Regions from separate parts of the Mus musculus genome. Here region 1 is linked to region 2. Evidence: chromatin loops called from intact Hi-C (ENCODE). Cell type or tissue: heart. All regions are shown on one strand. Each heading gives the region's core, and the rest is flanking DNA. Links, peaks and the distances in the headings are about the cores only. Region 1 holds the start of Ldlrad2 (low density lipoprotein receptor class A domain containing 2). Region 2 overlaps Hspg2 (perlecan (heparan sulfate proteoglycan 2)).

The links. Peaks named below come from ENCODE experiments on the same cell type or tissue, not always from the same donor. Only the 100,000 strongest peaks of a DNase experiment are listed, where the experiment ranks them.
Region 1: a loop joins it to region 2, with 2.3 times the contacts of the local background. A loop is called at or near these places in 4 of 42 quality-filtered maps.

Annotation. Positions count from the first base shown.
Region 1 is chr4:137,565,291-137,579,467 of GRCm38, forward strand. It overlaps Hspg2 (perlecan (heparan sulfate proteoglycan 2)), which reads left to right. Exons shown (of 97, transcript NM_008305.3): 89 at 39-210; 90 at 327-449; 91 at 544-600; 92 at 2,837-2,912; 93 at 3,011-3,089; 94 at 3,245-3,312; 95 at 3,472-3,555; 96 at 3,971-4,074; 97 at 4,202-5,340. The coding sequence ends at 4,374. It overlaps Ldlrad2 (low density lipoprotein receptor class A domain containing 2), which reads right to left and starts at 9,890. Exons shown (of 4, transcript NM_001033979.2): 1 at 9,773-9,890; 2 at 9,222-9,353; 3 at 8,237-8,377; 4 at 5,586-7,022. The coding sequence starts at 9,279. The coding sequence ends at 6,793. In heart, for the core only: no CTCF peak of the experiment used is centred there; a DNase peak (open chromatin) is centred at 6,936.
Region 2 is chr4:137,514,417-137,530,164 of GRCm38, forward strand. It overlaps Hspg2 (perlecan (heparan sulfate proteoglycan 2)), which reads left to right. Exons shown (of 97, transcript NM_008305.3): 14 at 195-358; 15 at 878-1,057; 16 at 1,142-1,338; 17 at 1,444-1,591; 18 at 2,360-2,487; 19 at 2,785-2,871; 20 at 2,949-3,007; 21 at 3,167-3,234; 22 at 3,967-4,107; 23 at 4,217-4,393; 24 at 4,500-4,679; 25 at 4,770-4,888; 26 at 5,250-5,361; 27 at 5,466-5,579; 9 more. Among named protein-coding and RNA genes, the nearest start is that of Mir7018, 16 kb to the right of the region's middle. In heart, for the core only: CTCF peaks have their summits at 3,788 (motif pointing left) and 4,580; DNase peaks (open chromatin) are centred at 4,504 and 7,725.

The sequences.
Region 1 (14,177 bases), core at 2,064-10,063, 50 kb after region 2:
CACACCCCATGAGTCCCTTGGTACCCCTGTACCCACAGGTATCTGTGAATGGCAAGCGGTTGGACCTCACCTACAGCTTCTTGGGCAGCCAGGGTGTGGGCCAGTGCTATGACAGCTCCCCGTGCGAGCGCCAGCCCTGCCAGAATGGCGCCACATGCATGCCTGCGGGCGAATATGAGTTCCAGTGCCTCTGTCAAGATGGCTTCAAAGGTACCAGGGCCAGCCCTGGGCACAGCAGGGCACAGGAACAGCAGCCCAAGGGTCAGTCAGGGTCAGAGGGTAAGTCTAGCCCCTGTCCACCCACCCACCTCTGCCTTGGCCCACAGGAGACCTTTGTGAACATGAGGAGAACCCGTGCCAGCTGCATGAACCATGTCTGAATGGTGGCACCTGCCGGGGTGCCCGATGCCTCTGTCTGCCTGGCTTCTCTGGTCCACGCTGCCAACAAGGTACTTGTTGGTTGTTTTATATTTCCTCTGGGGTCAGACACAGCCACTGGGTATCTGTGTCCACCAACTAGATCCCATCCTTCCTTCCCCACAGGCGCTGGATATGGGGTAGTGGAGTCAGACTGGCACCCTGAAGGCAGTGGAGGCAATGGTGCGTACCCTCTGTGGCCAGCTAGGCAGATGGTGGCCTTGGCTTCTCCTTGGTCTCCTTGGGACTCTCATTCTCATTTCTCCCAGTTAGTTATACCTCAGTTTGGATCCTCAAGGAAAACAAACCCAAGAGAAGAACTCATACAGGGACAGATAGGCAGGAACAAAGAGGGACAGAGCCATACACAGCTTATTGGCAAGGTGGCCTTGGGCAACCTTGGAACCACTGGCATGAGTTTCCTTCAGTCAGCAAGCATCTCTGGTGTATCAGTTTGAACAACACAGGACTCTCATTCTCTGGAATTCCACATATTTAAAAGTAAGAGCCAGGCAGTGGTGGCGCACACCTTTAATCCCAGCACTTGAGAGGCAGAGACAGGCGGATTTCTGAGTTCGAGGCCAGCCTGGTCTACAAAGTGAGTTACAGGACAGCCAGGGCTACACAGAGAAACCTTGTCTCGCAAAAAAAAAAAAAAAAAAGTAAGAATCTGCGAGCTGGAGAGATGGCTCAGTGGGTAAGAGCACTGGCTGCTCTTCCAGAGGTCCTGAGTTCAATTCCCAGCAACCACATGGTGGCTCACAGGCATCTACAATGGATCTGATGTCCTCTTCTCGTATGTTTGAGGACAGCTACAGTGTACTCATAGACATATAAAGAAATCATTCTTTAAAAGACAATAAATAAAAGTAAAAAATCTGCAAATCTGTGACAGGGTTGGAGAGATAATGGCTCAGCTAAGGGTGCCTGCGGCTCCTCCCATGTCCATCAGGAAGCTCATAGCTGCCTATGACTCCAGATCTAGGAGATCTGACAATCTCTAATAACCTCCACAAGACTTATGTGTGCATACACACACTCACTCCCACCACACAGAGAGACACACATACACAGAGAGACACACATACACACACAGAGACGCACACTATACACACACACAGAGATACACACATACAGGCACAGGCACAGACACATCAACTTGGGAGGCAGAAGCAGGTGGATCTCTGTGAGTTTGAAGCCAGCCTCGTCTATAGAGCAAGCTCCAGGGCAGCCAGGACTACACAGAGAAACCCTGTCTCAAAAACTATAAATAAATAGATAAATAAATAAATGATGATAAAGAAATAAGCATATATAAATCTTTTAAACATTCTTATGCAGGGCATGGTGGCGCATGCCTTTAATCCCAGCACTTGGGAGGAAAAGGCAGGTGGATTTCTGAGTTCGAGGCCAGCCTGGTCTACAAAGTGAGTTCCAGGACAACCAGGGCTATACAGAGAAACCCTGTCTTAAAAAAACCAAAAAATTTTCTTATTTTATGTGTATGCATAGCTAGCCTACATTCATGTCTGTGTATCATGGGCCTGCCTGATGCTTCCATTGGATCCCCTGGGACAGGAGTTATAGGGAGCTGTACAGCCATGTGGGTGTCAGGAATTGAACCCCGGGTTCTCTAGAAGAACAGCAGGTACTCTTCCACTGAGCCATCTCTCCAGTCCATAGACTAAAAAGTAAAATTTAAAAAAATAATAATAATAATTAAAAAAAAAAAGCCAGGCTGTGGTGGCGCACGCCTTTAATCCCAGCACTTGGGAGGCAGAGGCAGTCGGATTTCTGAGTTCGAGGCCAGCCTTGTTTATAGAGTGAGTTCCAGGACAGCCAGGGCTACACAGAGAAACCCTGTCTCGAAAAACCAAAAAAAAAAAAGGCAGAGTGTTTAAAAGTGTGTGTTAGTTTCAGAGTTCCCAGCAGGCACATAGTAACTAGCCTGTAACTCCAGTTCCAGGGACTCTCATGCCCTCTTCTGACTTCTGTGGGTACCAGGCACACATGTGAGGTATAAACATGCTGGCAAAACAGTCATTCACAGAGAATTCAATACATCCTAGGTGGCGGGAGGAAGAGAAGGAAAGAGGCGTGCAGCAAGCCCTTCCCCCACCCCTTTTAAAGTAAAACTGTGGGTAATGAGGTGGCTTAGCATGTAAGAGCACTTGCTACATACACCAGTGACCTGAGGTTAATCCCTGGAACCCACTGTAGAAGGAGAGAAACAACCCCCAAAAGTTGTCATCTGATCTACACATGAATTTGCGCGTGCGGCACGCGCGTACACACATACACACACACACACAATATCATGAGCATTCCCACACTCACATGCCCATCGTGTACACAACACATGGTAATTAGCTACGATGGACTTAGAGAGTCACACTCCCTGTCTCCCTCCCTCCTACAGATGCCCCTGGGCAATACGGAGCCTACTTTTATGACAATGGCTTCCTAGGCCTCCCTGGTAACAGTTTCTCAAGGAGGTAAGATGGGTGTTAGTTGACTCTCTGGGCCTGGCAGGGTTAACCGGAGTGTGAGACGCAGATTTCCCCACCCACTGCTTCCTGCTCCCTCTTCCCAGCCTGCCTGAAGTACCCGAGACAATTGAATTCGAGGTTCGGACCAGCACAGCCGATGGCCTCCTGCTCTGGCAGGGTGTGGTGAGTGGGAATCTCTGAGGGTCCTGGGGCTTCTGGGGTTAGAAACTGGCCTACACTGGTCAGGAAAGTGTAGAGAGAGGACTGCTGAGGCTGCAGCCCTCAGGGTCTCAGCGCTCCAGTGAGGGACACCTAGAGACCCCATGTTTCCTTGGCAGGTGAGAGAGGCCAGCCGCAGCAAGGACTTCATTAGCCTTGGACTACAGGATGGCCATCTAGTGTTCAGGTGAGTCCCAGCACCTCCATCCCCCTCTTCCAACCCTGGCTTCTCCCCTGGGAAGCTGCAGGTCCAGGTGCCCCAGCTACACACCCCGGTATCATCTGCACCTTTATACATCCTGTCTCACCGTCAAATTCACACCATTGTGGATCTATGTTACTCCAGCTACCAACTGGGCAGTGGGGAGGCCCGTCTTGTCTCAGAAGATCCCATCAATGACGGCGAGTGGCATCGGATAACAGCGCTGCGGTAAGGAGTCCAGCCAAGCGCTAGGGGGAGGGACCAGAGTTGGGCATAGGATCCAGGAGCACATACCTCCCCACCCCAGGCTTGGGGCAAGCTCTGAGATCTGAGGGGCAGAATAAGTAACTGATATGGAAAGACTCCTTACTGGCAAGCAGCGCTCCTCCAGTATCAAGGTGGTGGTGCACACTTGTGATCCCAGCACTTGGGAGGTGGAGGCAAGAAGATTCTGAGTTCGAACCCAGCCTGGGTTTCTTAAAGAGGGGAGAGCTGAGGACAGGCCTCAGAAGGTGGCTGTGTGTGGCCAGTAGGAAAGCAGAGAACTGAGAGCAAACACGGGCCAGATGTGCCTATTGGGAGTGTCAATGACAGGGGAGGATGGGGATTCAGGGCAAAGGACCTGACCCTGTCACACCTGCAGAGAGGGCCAGAGAGGCTCCATCCAAGTAGACGGTGAGGATCTGGTCACCGGCCGGTCCCCAGGTCCTAATGTGGCGGTCAACACCAAGGACATCATCTACATTGGTGAGTGCCGGGCAGGGTGTTGAGACAGACGGGGAGGAGATGGCAGCCTTCGGGGCTGTAGTCTGGCTTCCTTGCCTCTCGGTTCCACCGATGACCCACTGTCACAACGATCCTCTTCCTGCCACAGGTGGTGCCCCAGATGTGGCCACACTGACCAGGGGCAAGTTCTCTTCTGGGATCACAGGCTGTATCAAGAATCTGGTGTTGCACACGGCCCGGCCTGGAGCCCCACCTCCACAGCCCCTGGACCTGCAGCATCGCGCCCAGGCAGGGGCCAACACACGGCCCTGCCCCTCATAGGCACCCACCTGCCTCCCACGGACTCCTGGGCAGCACCCAGCCTGACAGTGTCGAGTATATTATTATTAATATTATTATGACTTTTTGTAAGAGACTGAGGCAAGGCCACGCTTCGCTGCTACCACCCTGGGCTGGACTGGAGGGTGGGTGCGCCAACTCCCACGCATTCGTGGGCAGAGCCCCGAGGCTGGTGGGCAGGACAAGGGGACTGGAAGAGGTTTCCTCAGAAGGCTCCCGGAACTTGGAGTCAGGCATCGTGACTGGTAGGGCTCAGAACTGTTCCCATCCCTTTCCCTGCTTCAGCGTCAGGCTGGGCCACCCACTTCAGCAGGCCGTGCGTGCGGACAGTCCTCATTGCTGTGAGCGCAGTTACCACCTGGTGCCTCACTGTCAAACTGAACGAGGGGGTGTGGCCATGGCCTGAGCCACTGTTCTGGGAGCAGAAGGCAGCTCACTGCCCCCCCCCACACACACACCGACCACATACCATCCCAGCCTCCTCCACACCCACCTAGCCAGAGGTCCCATGTCCTTGGCAGTGTCCCCTCCCACCCAGCCCTCCTCCACCTGCATTCCCCCACCCCTACCCCCATATCCCCCACACACACACACAGCCCAGGGCTCTGCCCTCAGGAGCTGCAAGGGAGACCAACTCTTTCCCAGAATCGCTAGGCAGAGCCCAGCAATGAGGTCCCACCACACCAGGCCACACCCCCCCACTCTTCTGGAGGTGAAGGCCCAGGGCGTGGGGGAGCAGGGATCAGGAGCACCTGTGGCTTGGTGGAGGCAGCTGAGACCTCAGCTTGGGAAGGGAACGAGGGATGATGATAACCCTGCCCATCTGGGAGCCTGAGGACCTGACTAAGGGGTAAGCAGGCCCAGACTGTGGCTCTTGGGTCCTAGAGGGAACCCCCTGTGGTCTTTCTCTGATTTTTTTTTTCTTAATAAACGGTGCTATCCCCGCTAGATGTCTCCTGTTTCAATGACAAGGGATTCACTCAGTACCGCTGGGGGAAGGGCAAGGCAGGGTCGAGTCTCTGAGATGTGGAAGAGGAGCAATCCCTGAGGTTTTTTTTCTGATCAAGGCAGACCCCAGTTCCTACCCTAGGCCCCCTGCCCTGTCCAGCACAATGATCCACCTCTACCCTCAGGATCTGTTGTCCCCTCTGTCATGAGCACTCTGCCTCAGAAGCAGATGGACAGATTGTCTTCCCACAAATCAAGCTTTATTGAGTGACAATAAATTTATATAAGCTACGTCAAATATCATTGGCTGCAGCTGGGCGTGGTGGCACACGCCTTTAATCCCAGCACTTGGGAGGCAGAGGCAGAGGCAGGCGAATTTCTGAGTTCGAGGCTAGCCTGGTCTACAGAGTGAGTTCCAGGACAGCCAGGACTAAACAGAGAAAAAAAAACAAAAAACAAAACAAAACAAAAAATATATCATTGGCTACAGCTTCTCTCTCAGACATGACCCTTGGCAATCTCAGATCCTCTCCTTCCAGTCGTAGTGACTAATGGTAATTCTCAGACGTCTCAGGGCACGTCTCGTTGTCTTGTGTATATCTACGGGTATATAGGTGCGTGCTGTACCACAGAACAACTACAGAAGGTTTGAAGAGGCCCCGGTGAAGGCAACAGCCCGAGACGCAGAGAGGCCCTGCTATAGTTTGAGTTTAACGTCCCAGTTAGTGTTGCCAGCCGCCATGGAGCTGGGTCCCAATAGTTCGCAACTCAAACAAAAGACAAGCAGGGAGACCTGCTGCACTGAGGCCCCCACATCAGGACACTGTCCCAAGTGCTTCACCCTTCCATCTAGGACACCACCAGCTGCTGGTGATCACTGTAGCCCTACTTCAGGTGTCCTTCCCTGTATTTGACCCAGGACAAGAGATTGTATCATTCTTTGGTCTGTTGTGTTCTTAGGTCTGGTCTTTCTTTTTTTTTTTCCCCTACCACGTGTGTACCTGATATCTGAGGAAACCAGGAGAATAGGGTGTTGGATCCCCTGGAACTGGAATTATAGACAGTTGTGAGCTGCCACGTGGGTTCTGGGATTTGAACTCAGGACCTCAAGAAGAGCAGCCAGTGCTCTTAACCACTGAGACATCTCTCTTGCTTTGGTTTGGATTGATATGGCTTGGGTTTTTTTTGTTTGTTTGTTTGTTTGTTTTTTTGTGACAGTGTCTCTCCTTGGAGCCACGGCTGTCCTAGAACTCTATATGTAGACCAGGCTGGCCTGATCCTCCTGTTTTCTGCAACCTTTACCTTGTTTGGGAACCAGACATGGTCCATTTCTCAGAGAGACAGACTGAGGGTCAAAGAACCAAGTGACCTCTTCCAAGTCAGCCAGCTAAAAGAGCTTAAAGCCCAGGCCTGTCAGAGCCCAGAGCCTAATCAACTGATCACTACAGCCCCCTAACGATGACCTCCCTGGTTCTGGAAGGCCGGCCAGCTCAGCCACAGACCCCCAGGAGCCACCCGGCCAGGACATAGGTGACAAACATTGCAGGCTGCACAGCATCTGAGGCGGAGCCTGTGGGCACCTGGGTGCCAGGCCAGCCAACCTGGGCAACAGCAGCACCAGAGGAGGCCAGTGCAGGTCAGCAGCATTGAGGAGGCCAGAGCCACCCACCAGAGCCAGGGACCTGTGGGAGGAATGAGAGTCCAGTCAACTTCTACTGGGCCCAGTCTCCTGAAATCATGGAGATGAGGTGTGGGTGTGTGTGTGTGTGTGTGTTACCATGGGGTAATTTATGGTAGAGTGAGGGCATGTGTACCACAGCAAATATGTGGAGGGCAGGGGACCACTTCATGGAGTCTGTTCTCTTCTTCTTTCCTTTGCATGGGTTTACATTGGACTCAGGCTGCCAGGCTCACCCAGCAAGCGTCTTTACCTACTAAGCTTTCTTGCCAGCTCCCCCCATCGTCTTTTTTTGCAGTTTTTGCTCTTTGGCATGTGTGTCTGTATGGTGTGTGCTTGGGAGTTGGGTGTTTGTTTATTTGTTTGTTGAGACAAGGTTTCTCTGTGTAGCCCTGGTTGTCCTGGAATTCACTCTTGTAGACCAGGCTGGCCTCAACCTCTCAGCAACCCACCGGCCTCTGCCTCCCGAGTGCTAGGATTACAGGTGTGCTCCACCGTTGCCCGGCTTGCTTGTGTTTTTATACATGTTCTCATGTGTGCAAATATACATGCGAGCATTTGATTGTGGAGGCCAAGGCTGACATCAGGAAGCCTTTTTTTTTTTTTTTTTTTTTTTTTTCCAGACAGGGTTTCTCTGTATATTCCTGGCTGTCTTGGAACTTACTCTGTAGACCAGGCTGGCCTCGAACTCAGAAATCCACCTGCCTCTGCCTCCCAAGTACTGGGATTAAAGGTGTGCGCCACCACTGCCCAGCCTTTTATTATTATTGTTATTTAAGATTTAATTTACGTTTAATTATGTGTCTGTGTGTGGGCATGTACATAGGAGTCCAGGTGTCCTCAAAAGCCAGAGTGGTCAGATCCCTGTGGGACTGGAGTCGCCGGCAATTGTGAGCTGCCCAACCTGGGTCCTGACAACCAAACTCAGATCCTCTTCAAAAATAGGATGAACTCCTAACTTCCAAGTCATCTCTCCACTTCAGGACACTGCCCTGCTCAACCTCCTCCTTGCCACCTCATTTTCCCAGACAAGGTCTCTCCCACTGAACCCAAGGCTTGTCTGTTGGACTAGACTGGCTTCCTTAGTGCTGGGGTTACAGGTTCACCCCACTGAACCTGGCTTTTTACATAGGTGCTGGGATCCAAGCGTTTTCCTGGCTGGCCCAGGTGGAATTTTAGTGGATAAATGTAAGGAGTTTTTCACCAAGTGCCATCTACCTTCCAACACTTCTTGTGTGATGGGCGCCAGGCCTTCTGGAGGGGTCCGCTCAGCTGTGGAACCAGGAGCCACAAGAAGAGTCAGCGCCTTGGAACTGTTATCTTCCAATGTCCCCATCTCCTTGGGTACCAGAGAGGGACCTGTGAGCAGTAACAGCACACTGAGAGCTTCCCTTTCAGGGGACACTACGGTGTCCCTTACACCCCATGAGGGTTCTCTGACATCCTCAGTACCAGAAGAAGGGAAATGAGGGACAGAGTTGATAAAACATCTGGCCAAGGGGCTGGAGAGATGGCTCAGCGGTTAAGAACATTGACTGCTCTTCCGAAGGTCCTGAGTTCAAGTCCCAGCAACCACATGGTGGCTTACAACCATCAATACAGCTACAGTTTACTCATATACATAAAATAAATAAATAAATCTTCTTTAAAAAAAAAAAACATCTGGCCAAGGTCACACAGCCCGGAAGTGAAGTCTGGTCTACCCAGCAGGCTGGTAAGTGGGACATGGGACAGAGCAGTCTGGGGTGAGCAGCGTCCGAGCAGTAAGTGGCTCGCTCTAAGCAGAACACTTTAGTAATAGCACTTGCAGGTGAGGAGTCTGCAGGGTTAGATGTAATGACCCCATCCCCCACCGATGAGGGGACCGAGGAGTCACGAGGTCTGTTATTCACTTAACTATTGCTTCTCAAGCATCTGTCATAACCCAGAGGTTGTCATATGGACTGGAAGTGATGGCAGGTCCTCGGGTCCTGGGAAGCATCTCTCCCCAGGTCTCCGGGCACACGCCGGACTAGACGCTCCTCCCTCCGCTGCACTGACCCTCACTCTTGATCTCTAAAATGACCATTATTGTAGCCACGCTCCCTCCTGCTGTATGTTACCTCTCTACCCAGGCCCTGCCACCCCCAGAGATGAGCATTAGGGCCAGCCAGCCTCTCCACTTTAATATTCAAATGGGGTCCACGTGATCCCGATCACTGACCTCCACAGCTGGCTGGGGGACGGGAGTCCTGGTCACTGCCGTCGCCGCAGTTGTCCATGTTCCAGTCATCACATAGGAGGCTCCGGGGCACACATCTGCCATTCCGACAGCGGAAGTAGGTGCCGCAAGACCCTGGGGTAGAAAAGGGAAGCTGGGAGTAAGGATCCTAGACTAGATCCCACAACACTGTGGTCCCATGGTGAGAGAAATGGGGGACAGGACAAGGCTTCTGTCTGACAGCATGTTCATGGAATGTAGGTCTCCTGGAGAGATAACAGTATACAATCTTTAGGGGAGTCAACACAGTGAAAACTGGTTGTGGTGCTGGTGGCCATGGTGGCTTTGTGGTTAACACTTACTGAATTCATAAAATAGGTAGCCCAGGATGTCCTTGAACGTCTAGTACTGATGACCTTTGACCTCTGGTCCTATGACCTCTGCCTCCCTACTGCTGGGATTGCAGGTGTAAGTCACCACCTCTGTCTTAGTTAGAGTTTTACTGCTATGAATAGATACCATGACCAAGGCAGCTCTTATAAGGGCTGGCTTACAGATTCAGAGGTTCGGTCCATTATCATAAAGGTGGGAATACGGCACCATCCAGGCAGACATGGTGCAGGAGGAGCTGAGAGTTCTACATCTTCATTTGAAGGCTGCTAGCAGAATACTGACTTCTAGGCAGCTAGGATGAGGATCTTATAGCCCACACCCACAGTGACACACAAGGCCACATCTTCTACGCGTGCCACTCCCTGGGCTGAGCATATACAAACCATCACAATGTCCAATTCATGCAATGCTCAGGACCAAACTCAGGGTCTTCTTTGAGCTAGACAAGTCACATCCCAACACCTCTAATTTAATATTTTTAAATTATTTCTTTATTTCAAGGCAGGGTCTCCTGGTGTGATCTAGTCTAGAGTCAAGCACTTTATGCCCCTGATTCAGCTTCCAAGGATGGGATTCTAGGCATGGATAGTGTGTACTTTAACCCTGTGGAGCCATGGTAAGGAGACTAGAGCTGGGGGACGTTGGATCACCTGACCATGGCCACAGGGCTTATCATCTGGGTAAGAGAAAGGATGGATGTGAAGTTCACACAGTGGTGTGAGTGTGGGTCATGTGCCTATGACCTAGGATTCACAGTGGGGGCTGGAGAGATGGCTCAGTGGTTAAAAGCACTAACTGCTCTTCTGAAGGTCCTGAGTTCAATTCCCAGCACCCACATGGCAGCTCACGGCTGTCTGATGCCATCTTCTGGTGTGCAGAGTATATGCCGACAAAAGTATCCATATACATACATACATACATACACACATACATAGAATTGCAATAGTCCTGAGCATCCTTGGCAGACTCTGGCTCCTGCCTTTGCACTTACCACTGGTGACGCTACCATTCCCATTCTAAGTGGGAAATCTCCACTCAGGTGCTATTTTATCCTTCAGCTTACCCAGAACTGCAAGCCTCCTCTCTCCCATGGATGCTCATCCCAACTGAGAGCCCACTAAACCTCTTGTCCCTTCTGCTAGACACAGATCTATTTGTTTATTTGCTTCCCTGCCTTCCCTACCAGCAAGCCAGCACCAGAACACAGGGCCTTCTCTAGTGCTTGCTGCAGTATCCTTAGTGCCTGTCATATAGCACCTGGCACACAGCAGGTGCTCAATTAATGTTTATGAATGACCACACATGAGCGAAGGAATGAGACTCAGTATACAGAGTCTGGCAGACAGCTTGACTAATTCCATGCTGTGGGCAAAAGTTAGCTTTAGAGCCAGGTATGGTAGCTAACCAGTAATAGCAACATTTGGGAAGCAGAGACAGGAGGATCAAGAATTCAAAGATATCCTACATAGTAAGTTCAAGGATAGCCTGGGCTACATGAGACCCTGTCTCAAAAGATCAAGGAACTGGGCAAACTGTTCAGTGGGTAAAGTACTTTCTGTGCAAACATGAGGACCTGCGTTTGAATCCCCAGCACCCATGGAAACTCTGGGCACAGTGGTGTGTTCCTGTTATGCTGGAGGTAGGATGTGAGTCAGGCAGATACTGGAGACTTGGTAACCAGTAGTTTAGCAGAAATGGGGGTCTTAAAGTTCAGTAAGAGGCTCTCAAAAAAATAAGGTAGACTCCAGTAGGCAGAGGCACACCCCCGACATGGTAGGGGAAGAAACACCTCCTACCAGTTGGCCTCTGACCTCTGACATACACACCATTAGGGCATACTTCATATAGAGCCAGAGACTCAACAGGGAAGGGACAGCACCTCCCATCCTCTCCTCGACACCCACACACATGCACACGCATGTGCACGCACACACAGACGATTCTAGGGCAGACAAAGGTAGTTGAACCTGCCTGAAGGGCCAAGTGGCTAATAGCCAAGAGCCAGCCCACCATCTAATCCTCCAGGTCCTAAGGCAGTGCCAGAGGCCCCTAACCTTGGCATGCCTACAAGCCCCATGCTTAACTCTCTAGTCTGGAGACTCAGCCAGAAATAACCATGGAAAGCTAGAAAGCCTAGGCTCTTTCTGGGCTTTGAGAGCTAGCCTGCTCTCCCTTAGAGCAGTGATATCAGCACATGGTGGCTCCAGACCCGGGGCAACCTGCAAGGCTATGTACAGCCTTGAACTTGATCTGAATTGCAAGGCAGATTCAACACCTCAGCTTGAATCAGGCATAGTGTTGAAAACCTGTGATCTGAGACCTCTGGAGCAGAGGCAGAAGGATCTCTAGGTCAAAGCCAAGTTGGGCTACAGAGTTAGACCTTGGCTCAGAAAAAAAAAAAAAACAACAATAACAAAAATCAAACTGGGTGCATGCCTTTAATTCCAGAACTCAGGAAGCAGAGGCAGGAAGACCTCTGAGAGTTCAAGGACAGCCTGGTCTACAAAGCAAATGCCAGGACAGCCATTGCTACACAAAGAAACCCTGTCTCAAAAATAAATAAATAAATAAATAAATAAATAAATAAATAAATAAAGCAAGCCAGTCTCAACAAAATGGCTCAGAGGGTAAAAGCTGTGACAGACATGTGCTGTTTGAATGTCTTTTGCACACATGCACGCGCGCGCGCGCACACACACACACACAGAGCTCTAAGCCTCTGGTCGCAGCACACAGGTGGCTGAGGCAGGAGAATGGCTGTAAGCTCACGGACCCTGCCAAGAAAGAGAACCAAGAAACAAAGAAATCTGAAAACGCTGTACAGATTCGCAGAGAGACTGACTGGCGGTGAGCTGGCGGCCAGAGAGGGCTCAGAGTGGACCCTGCCTTGCCTAAGTGAGTTTTAGGGGAAAGTCCTAGTACAGGCCTTCAGCAAACCTGACAGGTTGGCCCAGACAGAGGGGCCAGTGCTCATATCTGGGTGTGAGGCGGTATTGAGTTCCAGCTGTGAGGTATGTGGCTGTTTAGGTGAGAAGACAGTGAGTGTGTGAAGCGTTTGTGCCAACATGAGTTTAATTGTGAGGGTCATACAGTTTGGGTGTGAACAGGTGTCTTGTGTGAACCTTGTTCAAGTGAACCTTGAAAGTGTGTGTCGGGGCTAGAAGGAGACAGGATTTGTAGATCTAGCTCTTTTCTCACTGGTTCCACAACCCTGTCCACGTCACCCACTGTTTCCTAACTGGGATCCCATTCCCCCGTTCCTGTCCTCTCCTGCTCTATCCCTCCTCACCTCTCCCTATCCATGAGCCCCAACCCACCCAGGTGGAAAGAGGTGACCTCGCCCAAAAAGTCCACCCGGGGTTGGCGGCCCCTAGTGACCAAGCGCAAGCCAAGCCAGGGCCCAGAGGACGTGAATGGGGCTGGAATGGTCAGGCCACAGATCGGAGGCCCCAGGGCCCGGGGCGCCTCTTGCGGGCCGTCGTAGAATTGCAGGTAGGAGCCCGGTGCGCACGGGTCGCGGGAGGATGCTTTGGTTGTTGGTGTGGCCGCAGTGGCCTGGGTGGCTGCGGTGATCCGGATGGCCGAGGACAGGCTGTAAACCAGAAAGAAGCGGAACTGGAAGCGCATCCTGTCTTCAGGGGCTGCAGCACGCAACCACAGAATGCAGTCAGTGTCCGGAGTCACGAAGTAGAACTTGCGTGAAGCCGAGTGCGAGCGCAGCTGCAGCGCGTCTTCCTGCCAGGTCTGTCCGCACAGGTCCGTCAGGTCCGCTGCGGGGAGAATGCAGGGGCGGAGTCATGCGGGATCACACACAAACACACACACAAACACACACACAAACACACACACACACATACACACATATACACACAGAGAGAGAGAGAGAGAGAGAGAGGGAGAGAGAGAGAGAAGAGAGAGAGAATGAGAGAGTCCCGGGCCGCCCTTTCTACCTGATCCAGGAAATCGCGCTTCCTCAATAAGCCTCATCCTCAAAACAAGGATGCATTTTTGTGAACACATGATGACTTGATTCAAAGTCACAACTCCTAATTCAAAATCTCTGGACTTCAGCCCCTAGGGTGGTGGCATCTACCTGTAAAAACCAATATTCTTTTTTTTTTTTTTTTTTTTTTTTGGTTTTTGGTTTTTGGTTTTTGGTTTATCAAGACAGGGTTTCTCTGTATAGCCCTGGCTGTCCTGGAACTCAACTCACTTTGTAGGCCAGGCTGGCCTCGAACTCAAAAATCCGCCTGCCTCTGCCTCCCAAGTGCTAGGATTAAAAACCAATATTCTTGAAGACAAGAAGAAGCACGGTGGGGCCGGTCTACAGAGTGAGGTCCAGGACAGACAGGGCTATACAGAGCAACCCTGTCTGGAAAAGCCAAAAAAGAAGAAGAAGAAGAAGAAGAAGAAGAAGAAGAAGAAGAAGAAGAAGAAGAAGAAGAAGAAGAGGAGGAGGAGGAGGAGGAGGAGGAGGAGGAGGAGGAGGAGGAGCAGCAGCAGCAGCAGCAGCAGCAGCAGCAGCAGCAGCACGGTGAGTCAGGGCTAATCAGGGTTACAAATCTA
Region 2 (15,748 bases), core at 2,911-10,910:
CAATTTAAACTCATGATTGCTCAGGAGTTCTGGGATTACATGTGTGCCGGGCCCAGCTCTGCTTGGCTACAACCTGATGTCAGGAGGGAGGCATCTGTTTTCTCCCAGTCACCCCTCCCTGGGTCCCAGCTCTCAGACTAGCTGTCCTCTGCTAAGCACGGGCCGCCATCCTCACCTTGCTTCTGTCCTTGCAGGTGTGAATGTGACGATGCCCTCCCAGCCCGGCGTGCCACCCCTCTCCTCCACCCAGCTGCAGATCGACCCCGCCCTGCAGGAGTTCCAGCTGGTCGACCTGTCTCGCCGCTTCCTTGTCCACGATGCTTTCTGGGCCCTACCCAAGCAGTTTCTGGGCAACAAGGTAAGGAGGGGCAACAAGGTAAGGAGGGCGGGGGCTGCTCGGTCCTGCTCACCCTGAAGCATGGCAGCTTCTTCTCTAGGGAAGAGGCAAGATCTCTGCTCTTCTTCTTCTTTTTTTTTTTTTTAAGATTTATTTATTTATTATATGTAAGTACACTGTAGATGTCTTCAGACACTCCAGAAGAGGGAGTCAGATCTCGTTACGGATGGTTGTGAGCCATCATGTGGTTGCTGGGATTTGAACTCCAGACCTTTGGAAGAGCAGTCGGGTGCTCTTACCCACTGAGCCATCTCACCAGCCCCCAGATCTCTGCTCTTCTAACCCACTTTGGGTTCTTTCCTAAGTACCCTGTGGGCTGGTAGAATGCCCCACACTGGCCTCCCTGGGTACAGTGTTACATGTTTTCAGCCCTGTGCCCACTTCTCTATAAGCCTCCTGTGGGCAGACTAAGGACCTAGAAAACAGGATTCAGCTGCCTGGGGATGACTGCCCTGCCCTGATCTGTCCTGTCCCGGCCAGGTGGACTCCTATGGAGGCTTCCTGCGCTACAAGGTGCGCTATGAACTGGCACGAGGCATGCTGGAGCCGGTGCAGAAACCAGATGTGATCCTCGTGGGTGCGGGGTACCGCCTACACTCTCGAGGCCACACCCCCACCCATCCTGGAACTCTGAACCAGCGTCAGGTCCAGCTCTCAGAGGTGAGTGGCACCAGAATCTCAGGGATTGGTGTAGCGGGGGAGGGGTGCCTGCAGGCACTGACAGAACAACCCTGTCCCCTCCAGGAACACTGGGTCCACGAGTCTGGCCGGCCTGTCCAGCGGGCTGAGATGCTGCAGGCCCTGGCGAGCCTGGAGGCTGTCCTGCTACAGACAGTGTATAACACCAAGATGGCCAGTGTGGGGCTGAGTGACATTGTCATGGACACCACTGTCACCCATACCACCATCCATGGCCGGGCTCACAGTGTAGAGGAGTGCAGGTACCTGCCCCAATGGGACTGTGAACCATGGGACACTCTCTGGGGTAGAGGTGAATTAGCGGGTCTGTGGTCCCTGCAGCCGTTCTCTTGGTCCTATCCCCACAGATGCCCCATTGGCTATTCTGGTTTGTCTTGCGAGAGCTGCGATGCCCACTTCACCCGCGTGCCTGGCGGGCCCTACCTGGGTACTTGCTCTGGCTGTAATTGCAATGGCCATGCCAGCTCCTGTGACCCTGTCTACGGCCACTGCCTGGTGAGTAGTGCAAGATACCACTTGGACACTGGATGGGAGTGGGGCTCTCCTATATCCATGAACACTGCAACATTTCTAGAATGGCTTGAGTGGCTATCATGACCTTCAGATGCATTAACAAGAGTACAGGGGCTGGAAAGGTGGCCGAGAGGTTAAGAGCACTGGCTGCTCTTCTCAGAGATCTGGGTTCAATTCCTAGCACCCACATGGCAGTTCACAACTGTCTCTAGTTCCAGCTCCAGGAGACCCAACACCCTCAAACAGACATACATGCAGTCAGAGCACCAATGCACATAAAATAAAAATAAATAAACCATTTGAAACAAAACAAACAAAAGCAAGAGGTGGAGTGTCCAGACAAGGGAGATGAAGGTCTCTCTCCTTTGAGGACTGAGGGGAGCGTGGCTTAGACGTTACACCTTATCTCTTGGGAAGAGTGATGAGGGCTAGGATTGTGGAGCTGATCAAAGGGAGACACAGACATGGCAGAGCCACTGTCTTCAGATCCCCAGGTAGTTTATAAGGGTGACAGAATGGACTCCAGGACAGAGGCGGTCCTGGGTGCCGCCTGGAAGAGGGTGACAGGTTCGATCCTTATCAGAAGGTGCTTGGAACCATCTGTGGGACTGGCTGTCTCGCTGCGGCTACAACTGCCATGGGGAGGCACCTGGATGCTCCTATCTGCAAAGCTGTGGAACGTTCTAGAGCCTGCCTGTCCCAATTCTACACAGTAGGCCCCGATTCACCATCTACCTTCTCCTATTCTAGAATTGCCAGCACAACACAGAAGGACCTCAGTGTGACAAGTGTAAGCCTGGCTTCTTTGGAGATGCCACAAAGGCCACAGCCACTGCCTGCCGGCCCTGTCCCTGCCCATACATCGACGCTTCCCGAAGGTCAGAGCTCTCTCAGGATATAGGCGTATGGCTCATGGGGACATTCTATGTCAGGAAAACTGGATACCCACATGGATTCCAGTCCTAACCTGCTCACAGTCCTGTCCGTGCTCTTTGATATTTTGTGAACCTCATTTTTCCATTCTGTATAATGGATCCATATCCCTTTCTACAGTTGCTATGAGGTCACAGGGGCCAGAGAGGGCATCACGCCACTCTGTGTGTCTTCCTGGGGTTGAGCATGTCAATCCCAGCCCCGAGTTCTACCTTTCTACCCTGACCACTTGGTCCCCACAGGTTCTCAGACACTTGCTTCCTGGACACGGACGGCCAAGCCACTTGCGACGCTTGTGCCCCAGGTTACACAGGCCGCCGCTGTGAGAGGTAAAGGGGAGTTGACAGGAGCTATGGGTAGGAGAGAGCATGCCCTGGCTGGGGTGTGACCGTGTCGTCTCCCACAGCTGTGCCCCTGGATATGAAGGCAACCCCATCCAGCCTGGCGGGAAGTGCAGGCCCACCAGTGAGTATTGTGACCACGTCCTGACAGAAACTGCTGGGCTGGGCTCTTCCCCGTCCCGTCCCCCCAACCCCCCACCCCAACTTCCCAGCCCACACCCGGAGATCCCTGGCGAGCTGCCCATTCCCACCCACCCTGCCAATGCTTTCCTCCTGCCTCCAGCCCAGGAAATTGTGCGCTGTGATGAGCGAGGGAGCCTGGGCACCTCAGGGGAGACTTGCCGCTGTAAGGTACGTGTACTGTCTACTCCTTCCAAGACTCGGGCCAGCCTTACGGTGGCCCCGGGGAGGAAAGAGATCCCAGCCTCTCAAGTACCTTGGCCAGTGGGCACTGCCTTGCCTGAGGCCATAGTCCTGGCTGGTCTTCTGTACTGTGAGGGGAGTCCTGGCTGTGGGCAGGAACACTGATTAAGAAGTCAGCCACCCTGAGTTCAATTTCCTGGCTTGCTTGCAGCAACTGCTGCAAGCGTTCCGGCCCTCAACTGCAGTACTCTGTCAGGTCTCGTGTTGACGTTTCATCAATAGTGGGAGAATCAGACGTCAGTGGAGAAAATTAACTGGGCAGGTTTTGCAGTCAGGCAGTCCTGATCTTATAAGTCAGGAGATGAGCGTCCGGTTGACCCTGCGTGTCCTTTCTTATCTCTGAGCCTCACTCGCTCACTTGAAAGGCACCAGCGTGATGCGTGACTTTCCCCATCTTCAGCTGTAGTGGCGGTGAATTCTATCAGCTTGGTGTGTTTCAAATCTAAACTTATCTGTGAGCCTCCTAGTGGCCAATGAGAAAAGGGAAACTGGTTTCATTAAGCACCACAATCTAATGACCGAGATGCCTCGCATATATGTATGTGCGCTTTCCATGGCTCTCCGGGACACCCCCGTCTAGACTCGGGGGTAGATTCAACTGCTGGTTCCAGGCAGCTCCTCCCGTGGGCCATCCTGCAGCTCCCATCTCTGTGTCCACAGAACAATGTAGTGGGGCGCTTGTGCAACGAGTGCTCGGACGGCTCGTTCCACCTGAGCAAGCAAAACCCGGACGGCTGCCTCAAGTGCTTCTGCATGGGAGTTAGTCGCCAGTGCAGCAGCTCCTCCTGGAGCCGCGCCCAGGTACCGGCAAGAGGGCGGCAGCTGGATGGGACAGCCGGGACAGAGGGCGGGGGCAACACCGCCACCGCCACCACCACCCCTGCCCGATCTGAACATTCTCCATCTCCAGGTGCTCGGGGCCTCGGAACAGCCCTCTCAGTTCAGCCTGAGCAACGCCGCCGGCACCCACACCACCAGCGAGGGGGTCTCGTCCCCTGCACCCGGGGAGCTGTCGTTCTCTTCCTTCCACAACCTCCTGTCTGAACCCTACTTCTGGAGTCTTCCCGCCAGCTTCCGAGGGGACAAGGTGCGCAGGACAGAGGAACAACACAGGCAGGAAGGGCATTGGGAGGATAGAGACAGCGTGGCCCGACTGAAGTCTCCCGCTCAAAGCCTGTCCACCCCTGTTCCAGGTGACGTCCTACGGCGGAGAGCTGCGCTTCACTGTGACGCAGAGGCCCCGGCCCAGTTCTGCGCCCCTGCACAGACAGCCCCTGGTGGTGTTGCAGGGCAACAACATTGTGTTGGAGCATCATGCCTCGAGGGATCCCAGCCCTGGCCAGCCCAGCAACTTCATAGTGCCCTTCCAAGAGGTGAGCCCCTCCCATCCCTTCTTGTTCCTCACTTTGGGGGCCTCAGCCCCCAGGGTGTCAGGAATGGATCTCATGTCACTTCCCTTACAGCAAGCGTGGCAGCGGCCTGATGGGCAGCCGGCCACACGGGAGCACCTGCTGATGGCCCTGGCAGGCATTGATGCCCTCCTCATCCAAGCATCTTACACGCAGCAACCGGCTGAGAGCAGGTAGCTGGGGCTGAGGCGGGGCAGAGGTGTCTCCAGAGGAAGCAAAAATGTGGTGTAGCCTCTCACACTGTAGCGTGGCTAGCATGCTGCAGCATCCCTTACAGGATCTTAACATGCTGAGGGCCAGTGGTTCTAAGTCAGTTTTCCAGGGGTCCCCAGAGAAGCTGGATAGTTTAGGGCGTCCAGACAAGGAGGGATAGAGGATGGGAGTCCTTTGGAGAGAGCAGCAGGTATGAGCGGCTACCACAGCCTGTGAGACTGCTGGAGAACGAACGGGGACCACAGGATGCTGAAACACAGGACTCCAGGTCTCCCCAGTGCACTGTGAACATCCCCTTACCGTGACTCTCTTTCTACCCAGGGTCTCTGGTATCAGCATGGATGTGGCTGTGCCAGAGAACACCGGCCAGGACTCAGCCCGGGAAGTAGAGCAGTGTACCTGCCCCCCTGGTTACCGCGGCCCTTCCTGCCAGGTGAGCCTGGGTCCCCCACCTCTCCACCCAGCTTCCTCCACAATGCTTTCCGGCCTTTTGTCTCTTCCCACGTTCCCAGCCCTCCACCGTCTTTTTGTCCCTAGGACTGTGACACAGGTTACACACGTGTGCCCAGCGGGCTCTACCTGGGCACCTGTGAGCGCTGTAACTGCCATGGCCACTCAGAGACCTGTGAGCCTGAGACAGGGGCGTGCCAGGTGAGCCCCACCCCTTCACCCTCCGTCCTCCTCCATCCTGGGAGCCCTGGCTTTCAGGGGCCCAGCCTCAACCTGCCTTCTGTCCCTCCAGAGCTGCCAGCACCACACGGAGGGTGCTAGCTGTGAACAGTGCCAGCCAGGGTACTATGGGGATGCCCAACGGGGCACACCACAGGACTGCCAGCCCTGCCCATGCTACGGAGCCCCTGCTGCTGGCCAGTGAGTCTGGGCCCCACTCTGCCCTCAAATACCCACCACCCTTCCAACCTCCTCTCTGGTCCAGCACTGGGGAGAGGTTACAGCTAAATTCTGGCTGGCCACTAGGGAGAGATAGCATCCATTTCAGAGCCCCAGGTTCTTAAATGGGGACTGTGTACCCACCTTAGCCCCTGAGAACTGAATGTGGGGATGGGAAAGAAACTCTTGGTGTAGATCTCCCCCACCTCCCTGGTCTGCGGGAGCCCAGCAGGAACAGCCAATGCCTTACTGACTGGACTTATCCACTCTCTCTCAGAGCTGCCCACACTTGTTTCCTGGACACAGATGGCCACCCCACTTGTGACTCATGCTCACCAGGACACAGCGGGCGTCACTGTGAGAGGTGAGATGGCTGGTAGGAAGAGCCAGGGGTTCAGCAGGGGGGGTTCCTGAGCACCATCAGTGAAACCAGCCATCCTATTCACAAGGAGCCTGACTTCTGCTCTTCGTTGCACAGGCTCTTAAAGGCCACCAGCTTTCCGCTTTGGGAGCCTCACCCTGCAGCCTGGCATTGGCCTGTAGCCCACCTTCCAGCCAAGCCTTTATCTTATCCAGGCCAGGGTCCTTCCATTAGGCCAATGGTTCTTAACCTTCCAAATGCTGCGACCCTTTAATACAGTTCCTGACGTCGCCGTGACCCCCAACCATAAAATTATTTTCATTGCTACTTCATAACTGTAACTTTGCTACTGGTATGAATCTTACTGTAAATATGTGTGTTTTCCGGTGGTCTTTGGCAACCCCTGTGAAAGGGTCATTTGACCCCCCTGTGGGTCATGATCCACGGGTTGAGAACCCTTGCAATAGACCCTTTGCTCTGTTTTGGTTTTATGAGGTGGCATTTCATGTAGTTCAGGATAGCTACAAATTCATTGTATCATCATGTATGGCCTTGAACTACTGATCCTTCTACCTCCGTCTCCTGAAGGTGATTATAGGCTCACACCACCAGGCCCAACATTAGACCTCTTGATCTTGACCCTTGGGGTCAAGGCCTGTTGGAGTCAACTCACTGCCAGTAAACTTGGCCCCACCCTTGCTTTTTTCTCCCCCATCTGTGAAATGGGCTCACAGGCTGATAAGGCTTTTCCTTTACTGTGGGATCGTTGAGTCCTAGCCCAGATTCCACCCTTGGGCCCAGGCGCTTCATCACCAGTTTCTCAGGACTCCACTCTCTCTCTCCCTGCAGGTGTGCCCCAGGTTACTATGGCAACCCCAGCCAGGGCCAGCCCTGCCACAGTGAGTAGAGTTGCAGACTTGGGAGGGCACTGGGGGATGCTTTTCTTTCCAGGGAGATCTAGGACAGGTCCTTGGTTTCCCTGGGACCTGGGTGAGGTGGCTCTACCATTCTGTCACAGGAGGAGGCACTGCCGACATCCTCAAGTTGGCAGCAGTCCTCTTGGTGCTGACTTAGAGAGCGTTGGAGATGGAGGTGCTTAGTCTTGGGTTGGGGGTTGTGCCATCTGTGGCTTCTTTACACTTCAGGAGATGGTCAGGTGCCAGAGGTGCTGGGCTGTGGCTGTGACCCCCATGGCAGCATCAGCAGCCAGTGTGACGCCGCTGGTCAGTGCCAGTGCAAGGTCAGTTCAAAGCCCTGCCTTCTGTGTAGTCCAGCTCAGTCCACCACCGGGGCTGAAGAGAAGTCCGGTGGTACCCGAGGGGATCCTGGGACCTGGTCATGGGGTGGGGGAGGTAGGGCTGCTCACGACTGCTAGTAAGTAGTGGCTGGGAAGACTGGCCCCGAGTCCCTGCACACATTTTTGTGTCTGTCTCGCCCAGGCCCAGGTGGAGGGCCGTACTTGCAGTCACTGCCGACCTCACCACTTCCACCTGAGTGCCAGCAACCCGGAAGGCTGCCTGCCCTGTTTCTGCATGGGTGTCACCCAGCAGTGTGCCAGCTCCTCTTACTCCCGCCAGCTGGTAAGAGCCAGTCTGTCCCCTGTCCCGGGCTGGGTGCCAGCCTCCCACGAGGGTACCCATCGCCAGGCCTTATTGCTCACCTCAGCACTGAGCGCAGTGACCTGACTCCTTCTGAGGTCTCTCAGCACTGAGCACACCCCTTCATCTCACCCCAGATATCCAGCATTTCTCTCTCAGCCCTGGTCTCAGCGAGCCCCATGTCCTGCCTGTCCTGATATCTTTCTGTGCCCTGCCCACTTTGGTGTGCCTGACCAAGCTAACCCTTGTTCTTCCTCCTGATGCCAGATCTCTACCCACTTTGCTCCTGGGGACTTCCAAGGCTTTGCTCTGGTGAACCCTCAACGCAACAGCCAACTGACAGGGGGCTTCACCGTGGAACCAGTGCACGATGGGGCCCGCCTCTCTTTCAGCAACTTTGCCCACCTCGGCCAAGAGTCCTTCTACTGGCAGCTGCCAGAAATATACCAAGGAGACAAGGTAAGATCTGAGTGGGCTCCCGGCATGCCAGCTCTGAGCCAGGTCCTTCCTGAACATGGGGTCAACAGGCACTCAGGAACAAGTTTGTGGTCTGCCATGTGGCTGCCATGTCATGATGCAGTCTATGTATGGCCTTTGAGTGTCCAACACACCTCAGGTCACATCTCAGCTGGGCTGTCCACTAGCTGGACACCTGACCTCCCCAGCACAGGGTGGCTGGGACAATTGTGCCTGATACATACTGAGCCCTCAGCTGGTAACGACTGAGATTTTAGGCCAGGTCACATGTTCCACCACAACATAATGAGCCGGTTCCAGTTTGGACCCCCCTGTGCTCTTTGGTGCTGGGTGCTGGCATGGAAATTCTCAGGTCATTTCTATTGAACTCTGACCACACCCCCACTTAAGGTCTCTTAAGCCATGATTGCGTGAGCCAGCCAGCATTACTGCCATTTCTTAGCAGAGGAAAGTAAAGCCAGAGAGATCAAGGACTTTATGCGAATCCCAAGACTAGTGGGCAATAATGGGCAGGATGTGTATCCAGGTCAGACCTGCCTTTTTAAAAGGCTGCGCTAAGCAGAGAGGGCCTTCTTTGCAACTGAAATGAGGTCTGATCGGAAGACAGCATCATCAAGGATGGTCTTGTGGATGGCAGGGTCTAAGAGGTGAATGCCAGGGCGCTGGAGAGATGGTTCAGGTGTTGGGAGTACTAGGAGCTCTCGCAGAGGACTCAGGTTCAATTCCAAGCACCCACCATGGAGGCGCGCAACTGTCTGTAACTTCAGTTCCAGGGAATCTGACACCCTCACACAGACATACATGCAGGCAATGTATCAATGAATGCCCCTGAATCAAAATAAATAAAAGTAAAATAATAAATAAAAGTCACACACACACACACCCCTAAGCAGCCACATATGGTTCTCAAGGAGTCATGGCCATAGAAGCATGGCACATGGGACTTAGTATGTGAGTCCCCCACCAGCAGAGGCCCGTGCCCATTCAGCTGCACCCCAATCCAGTCACTACAGGGGGGCTTTGAGACCTTCCAGTCCCTGCTCCTTGGTGAGAAACAGGTGCCACCCCTCTGTCCAACCTGGCTGCCTTCTGGTGCGTTCTTCTCCTTGGCTCCTTCTCTTCTGGCCTCTCTCAGACCTCTCTCTGTCTCCTCCCCTGGTGCTTCCCGCTGTCCCACACACAGAGGGAGGCTCAGTTTGCACGGCTACGCCGGGCTCACCAGGTATGCCATTTGTTGAGTGGTGTGAAATGGGGATGCGATACAGGATGTGTCATGGTTACCCTCAGCCTGCATGGGAGATGCCCTGCACCCATGGGTGCCCTGCTTGAGCCTGTACTACCAAGGAGAGCAGGAGGGGTGTGTGCTGTGCTATGGCCCACCAGCCACGTGGTGTGTTTCTGGTGCCAACAGTTGGAGGTCTGCGGACAGGAAAACTAGCTTGATGTTAATCTATGTGACTGTGGCTGGCTCCCCAGTTTTCTGTATATTTGCCAGCAATCACCATTAACCTATGCATGTGCCCTTCCAGTAGCCTGGAGTAACCCTATGTATCAGCCCCAAGATGGGGTATGCCTCCCTCATTAGTCACTGTGGCCTTCCTTGCTGGTACCATGTATGGAGAAGACGCTGTCTATAACTCTGAGCCCTGTGAGGGCTGAGACGGCTTGTGACTTCCACCCCATCAGAACCGCACATCCCTCTCAGAGGAACAGTGGCGGGCAGCTGTGACAACGGGGAGGATCCTTGGGGACCCAGAGGGCAGGGGCCGGGCACAACGGGCATCACAGGTAACCTAAGGCAAGCGCAGGCTCTGTCTGGGGACCTAGGGGCCAGACCTTGAACCAAAACCCAGGCTTTCCTGGTTCACCTTCCCCCAAGCCTGTCTAGGCCAGCATACTCCAGTGTTCTACAGACACGCCAGAATGGCTTATGTAGGGCTGTGGGCAGCTGTCCACCCCACTCCCCCACCCCACCCATGGCTGCCACAGAACTTTCTATCCTCCCCTTGCTGGGCACCCTGGGCATGGTTCCTCCCCAGCAGACCCAGCCCATACTCATCCCAAAATGCTCTGCCTGCCTTCTAGGAGTGAGAAGGCAGAGGGCACAAGGAGAGGATAGGGGACATCCACACAGGCATATGGGTGGCCCAGAACTGGGGAATGGGATGGGGAGGGCTCAGCCTGGGGCAAGGCAGAGCCTCAAGCCTCATGGGTGTCTTTCTGTCCATGTCTTCCTGTCCTCTACTTCTTCCTCTCCTCGTCCCCAGGTGAATGAGGCTCAGAGGCGGATGGATGCTGAGATCTGGCAGCTTCTTGCCAGCTTTGCTGCCCATCCCCAACCCCCTCCTCGTGGGCTGCACCCCAGCCCCCAGCTAGCTGCCGCTCTACGAGCAGGTCCCCCCTCCTCCTCTTCCTCTCCCTCCTCCTCTTCCTCCTCCTCCTCCACTTCTCTGTCTTCCCCAGCAGACTCTCAGGTATGTACCCCGTCACTCACTGAGGGGCCCGCCCACCATGCTTCCTAGACTCTAGCCATTTCCAAAGCAGTTTGCTATTCCATGAGACTCCCTGGACTATCATTGACTTCAGGCGCCACTTTAATCACACCAGATAGGGAGTCAATTATAGTTATCCTTATGGTTTGAGACAGTCTCACTTCAGCCCAGGCTGACCTCAAGTTCAGAATCCTGTCTTAGCCTCTCAAGTGCTGGGATACTAACCATGTCTGCCTGACACTTGGCTTTCTTTCTTTTTCTTTTATTCTTTCTTCTTTAGACAGGATCTCTCTACAGAGACCAGGTTGGCCTTGAACTTGTGTTCATCCTCCTGTCTTTGCCTCCAAAATATGGAGATTAAAGATACACACTATCATACCCAACCACTTTTTTTTTTTTGAGACAGTTCGCTGTAGCCCAGGCTGACTACTTTATAGCCAAGGGTGACCTTGAACTCCTGATCAACCTGCCTTATCTCCAAAGTCATGGGATAATAAATGTGTGCTACTATGCCCTCTATCCCATCTTTTGGATGGAAGCCAGGGCTTCATGCAAGTTGAGTAAAAGCTATGAGTTACATCCACAATCCTGTGGCTACATTGTTGTGTTTTCTGGCTACTTTTTTCTTTCCTTCTTTCTTTCTTTCTTTCTTTCTTTCTTTCTTTCTTTCTTTCTTTCTTTCTTTCTTTCTTTCTTTCTTTCTTTCTTTCTTTCTTTCAAGATAGGATCTTATTATGTAGCCAAGGCTGTCCTGGAACTTACCAGGATAGACCAGGCTGGCCTCAAACTCACAGAGACCCACCTGCATATTGCCTCCCAAATGCTGGGATTTAAAGGTGTGCACCTTCACATTCAGCTCCAGCTACATTTTTACATATATGTAAATACATACATACATACATACATACATACATACATACATACATACATAAGAAGAGCCACTGGAGTTTTAGGTGTTTACCATGTGCCCCACTGATCCTGGGGTCCTCCGGAAGGACACACCGTATTCAAGGCAAAACAAGACCATGCTTAGAAAGAACATCTAGAGGACCTGGGCCCATAGCAGGAAGCAGGTCACCCAGAGAGCATGGTGGGCGTGTGCTGTGGGGTTGGGTGGGTTCTGGGTCCCTGCTGGGGCGCCTGTACCCCATTCTTCCCTTCTATTCTTCTGATCTAGTTCTCACTTTCCTACGAGGGCTTCTCTCTGCTGCCTGGAAGCCTCTATTACTGGCAGCTGCCCCGAGCCTTCCTAGGGAACAAGGTAACCTGGAAGTGGAAGGGCCATGTGTGTGTGTGTGGGGGGGGTGTCAGGGGGTGCATTTATTAGGCACTTGCTGGGTGCTGTATTATCAGTACAGAGGCAATTACTGGGCTGGCCTTCCAGAACTCTTCACTGTTTTTACCAGTCCTGCACTCTGAATGTCGCTGTCTTTCTCTCGTGTGTGTGTGTGTGTGTGTGTGTGTGTGTGTGTGTGTGTGTGTGTGTACACTTGCATATGCACATGAGCCTCTGGAAGCTGGAGGACAACTCCCGCTGTTATTCTTTGTTTTTTTGAGACACAGTCTCTCACTGGACTGGAGCTTACCGGAGTAGGCTGGCCACTCACGGTGTCCCTGGGGTCACTCTTTTTGTCTCACCAGTATTAGAATGCCCAGGACTTTTTGGGGGGGGCAGTTCTCTGAGAAGCAAACCCAGGTCCCCACACTTGCACATAAACACTTTACCAACAGAGCCACCGCCACCATCCTGGGTGTTGTTACTGTTACCCTGACATTAACATTCAAGTTGATATGGCTCCTACCTTGCCTCCTTGTCCCCATGTGACAGAGAGAGCCTCTTCATATTGTGTATACCTTGGGATCAGGGCATTGACTTAGTGGTAAGTGGTAGAATGCTTAAGGCCCAGGTCTGGTCGCCAGCAGTTGGAGGAGGGAGGCAGGATTTGATTAACACGTGTAAGACTGCAATCAGCAGCCAGTCTAGGCCAAGCAGGTCCAGAGGAAGTGAGGTAAGAGTCTACCAGAATCTGGGTGGGTACCATAAGAAGGGGAGAGCCATTGGCCTTCAAGTGTGTTCTCTGCACTAAGATGAGTGTGTCCCTGTATGTGGCCTGAGCTATGTAATCCTCGAGGTGCCCTTTAAAGTATTTTTTCTCCTATCTGCAGGTGAGGGAAGTAGGGCTCAAAGTAAGCGTGTCCACAGTTGTCCAGACAGCAGAGCTGGCATCTCTAGACCTTGACTAACATCCTTGTGTGGCACACGCCTTCCACTTCCTAGAAAGCTGCTCCCAGATGACACTGTGAACTCACTGGCATCCAAAACAAACAGGAATCCAGTTGTTTCCGTTGTAATCTGGTTGTTCTAATAAGTTTCTTACCACACCCTGGGTTGTTAAGAGAATAGCCCTGGGGCCTATGTCACCCAGGGCCTGGCGTGTAGCCAACTGGTGTTTGATCAATATTCACCCACTGAATGAACGCACTTGAACCAGACAGACACTCTGTGCTGGGTAGTTTTCAGCCAGCTGTCTGCCCTGGTGATGAAGGAGAGGGAAGAAAGTCCAGGGGTCAGAGCTGGGACCTCAGCTGCCAGGGTGAATGAGCCCTTTACAAAACTAAACCTTCTAACCATGCCTACAGAGACACAAGTCCAGGTGGTTTGTCCACAATAAAGAACAAACAAATAAACAATAACAATCAAACAATAGAATGGCTCATGAAACCACAGGGTCCAAGGATGACAGCTGGATACAGACACTCATAGGGGGTTTTTTCTCATTGTGTTGCTTCTGGTCCCATGGGAGATAGGAGTTTCCCTGTCCCGAATGAAAGAGGTGTGCCAGGTGCACTGTCCTTTCCCCAGCTGGGAAGAGGAATACATGGCCACCTTGCGTCTGGTCACACTGGGACGGACCCCACCCATCTCCCTTCCTGATCTAGAACCGTGTTAATTGGGCAGGCTTGGCTGGCTTGCTCTCCACAGCAGATGGGAGGGACCCGTGCGTACCAGAAGGTTGTTATATAAAGAGAACAAGGAGGGGACTGGAGAGGTGGCTCAGAGGTTAAGAGCATTGACTGCTCTTTCAGAGGACCCAGGTTCAATTCCCAGCAACCACATGGCAACTCAACCCCCTGTAACTCCAGTGCCAGGGATCTAAGGCTTCTTTTGACCTCCACAGGCTTCCATACACTCATGGATTATTGTACTACACATACACACCTAAAATAAAGTAAATAATTTAAGAGAAAGAGAGAGAGAGAGAGAACAAGGATGTAGTTCACAGAAAGAAGGAAGTAAATTCTAGACAGATCCAAAGCCAGAAACCTAGGAGACGAGGCCTCCGAACCCATGCAGACCCCAAGCCCTGAGCTAAAATTTCTGATCTTGGCAGCGTCTCACTGCTATTACTCTTGTCATTTTATGGGAAATGCCTACACATAAAAAGGGACTCAGAGTTTGCTGACTGACTGTCAGGCAATGGAGAACGGGAGGGAAAGATGTCCTCTCATGAGGAAGGCTGGAGAGGAACTGAGAGGGCCTTTCAGCCTCTCTGTGGTGCGAGCTCTGGCCTTCTGAGGTTAGGGTGTGACACACAGGAGCAAGAGGCTCTGCCCCTTACCTGTGAGATCTTGTCCCTCCACAGGTGGCAGCCTATGGCGGGAAGCTGCGGTACACCCTCTCCTACACAGCCGGGCCACAGGGCAGCCCACTCTTGGACCCTGATATCCAGATTACGGTGAGCTCATTAGAATCCACCGTGGTCAGGCAGAAGAGTAAGTGGAAGCCACGGTCCCAATACCCAGCTAGCCAATGTGGTCTCCTTGCCACTGCATGGCTGGCTACTCCCAAGTTCTTAGCCTGGCTGCTGTCCATGGGCACAGTGGGCAGACGCATGAGCTTGGGGGTGTGGACGGACGAGAGTCCAAGTGGTTGGGAGAGCCTGGGGTTGGTGGGTACCCCTGCCCTAAGTACCCTTCCTAACCTTGCTGGTGTCTCTGCAGGGCAATAACATCATGTTGGTGGCTTCCCAGCCAGCACTACAGGGCCCAGAGAGGAGGAGCTATGAGATCATCTTCCGAGAGGTGGGTAGCACTTGCCTTTGACTCCCCAGGCACACAGGTCTACAAGTTCAGGAGATGTGGCCCAGAGCTTCCACTGACACTTGCTGTCCCCCTACACAGGAGTTCTGGCGGCGGCCAGATGGACAGCCTGCGACCCGAGAGCATTTGCTCATGGCCCTGGCAGATCTGGATGAACTTCTGGTGCGGGCCACATTCTCCTCTGTGCCACGGGCAGCCAGTATCAGTGCCGTGAGCCTAGAAGTGGCCCAGCCAGGGCCCTCCAGTGGACCCCGAGCCCTCGAGGTGGAAGAGTGTCGCTGCCCCCCAGGCTATGTTGGCTTGTCCTGCCAGGTGGGTGTGTGGCTGGCTGGCCTGGCTGCATCCGCTCCAGTGCCATGGTGTGTGCAAAGTGGTTGGTCAGTAACCACTGCTATAGGCCGTAACTGCTCGCTCAGTTAGGTGACTTTTGTTCTCACATTGTTGTGGTCACTCCCTAAGAGCCAAGCCATCCCTTTAAAGACTTTTTTTTAAGGATTTTATATATATACTGCAGCTATCAGATGTACCAGAAGTGGGCATTGGATCCCATTAGAGATGGTTGTGAGCCTCTATATGGTTGCTGAGAATTGAACTGAAAGCCTCTAGAATAGTAGTCAGTGCTCTTAACCTCTGAGCCAGCTCTCCAGCCCCAAGCCATCCCTTTAACTGATAGAAACAAACTCTCCAAGGGATAGGTGACTTACCCAGGGGCACACAGTCAACATGCGGGGGACTAACGTGAACCTAGATCTGATGGACTCCAAAGTCTGTTTGTCCTAACCAGCAGCCACTACTGCCTAAAAAATGGCAGATGGGGAGACACGCTCAAGCACATAAGACTTTCAGAGCTGAGCAAGGACATGCCTCAGGCGCACAGCACGGAGTGATGTCACTGTAGGCTTC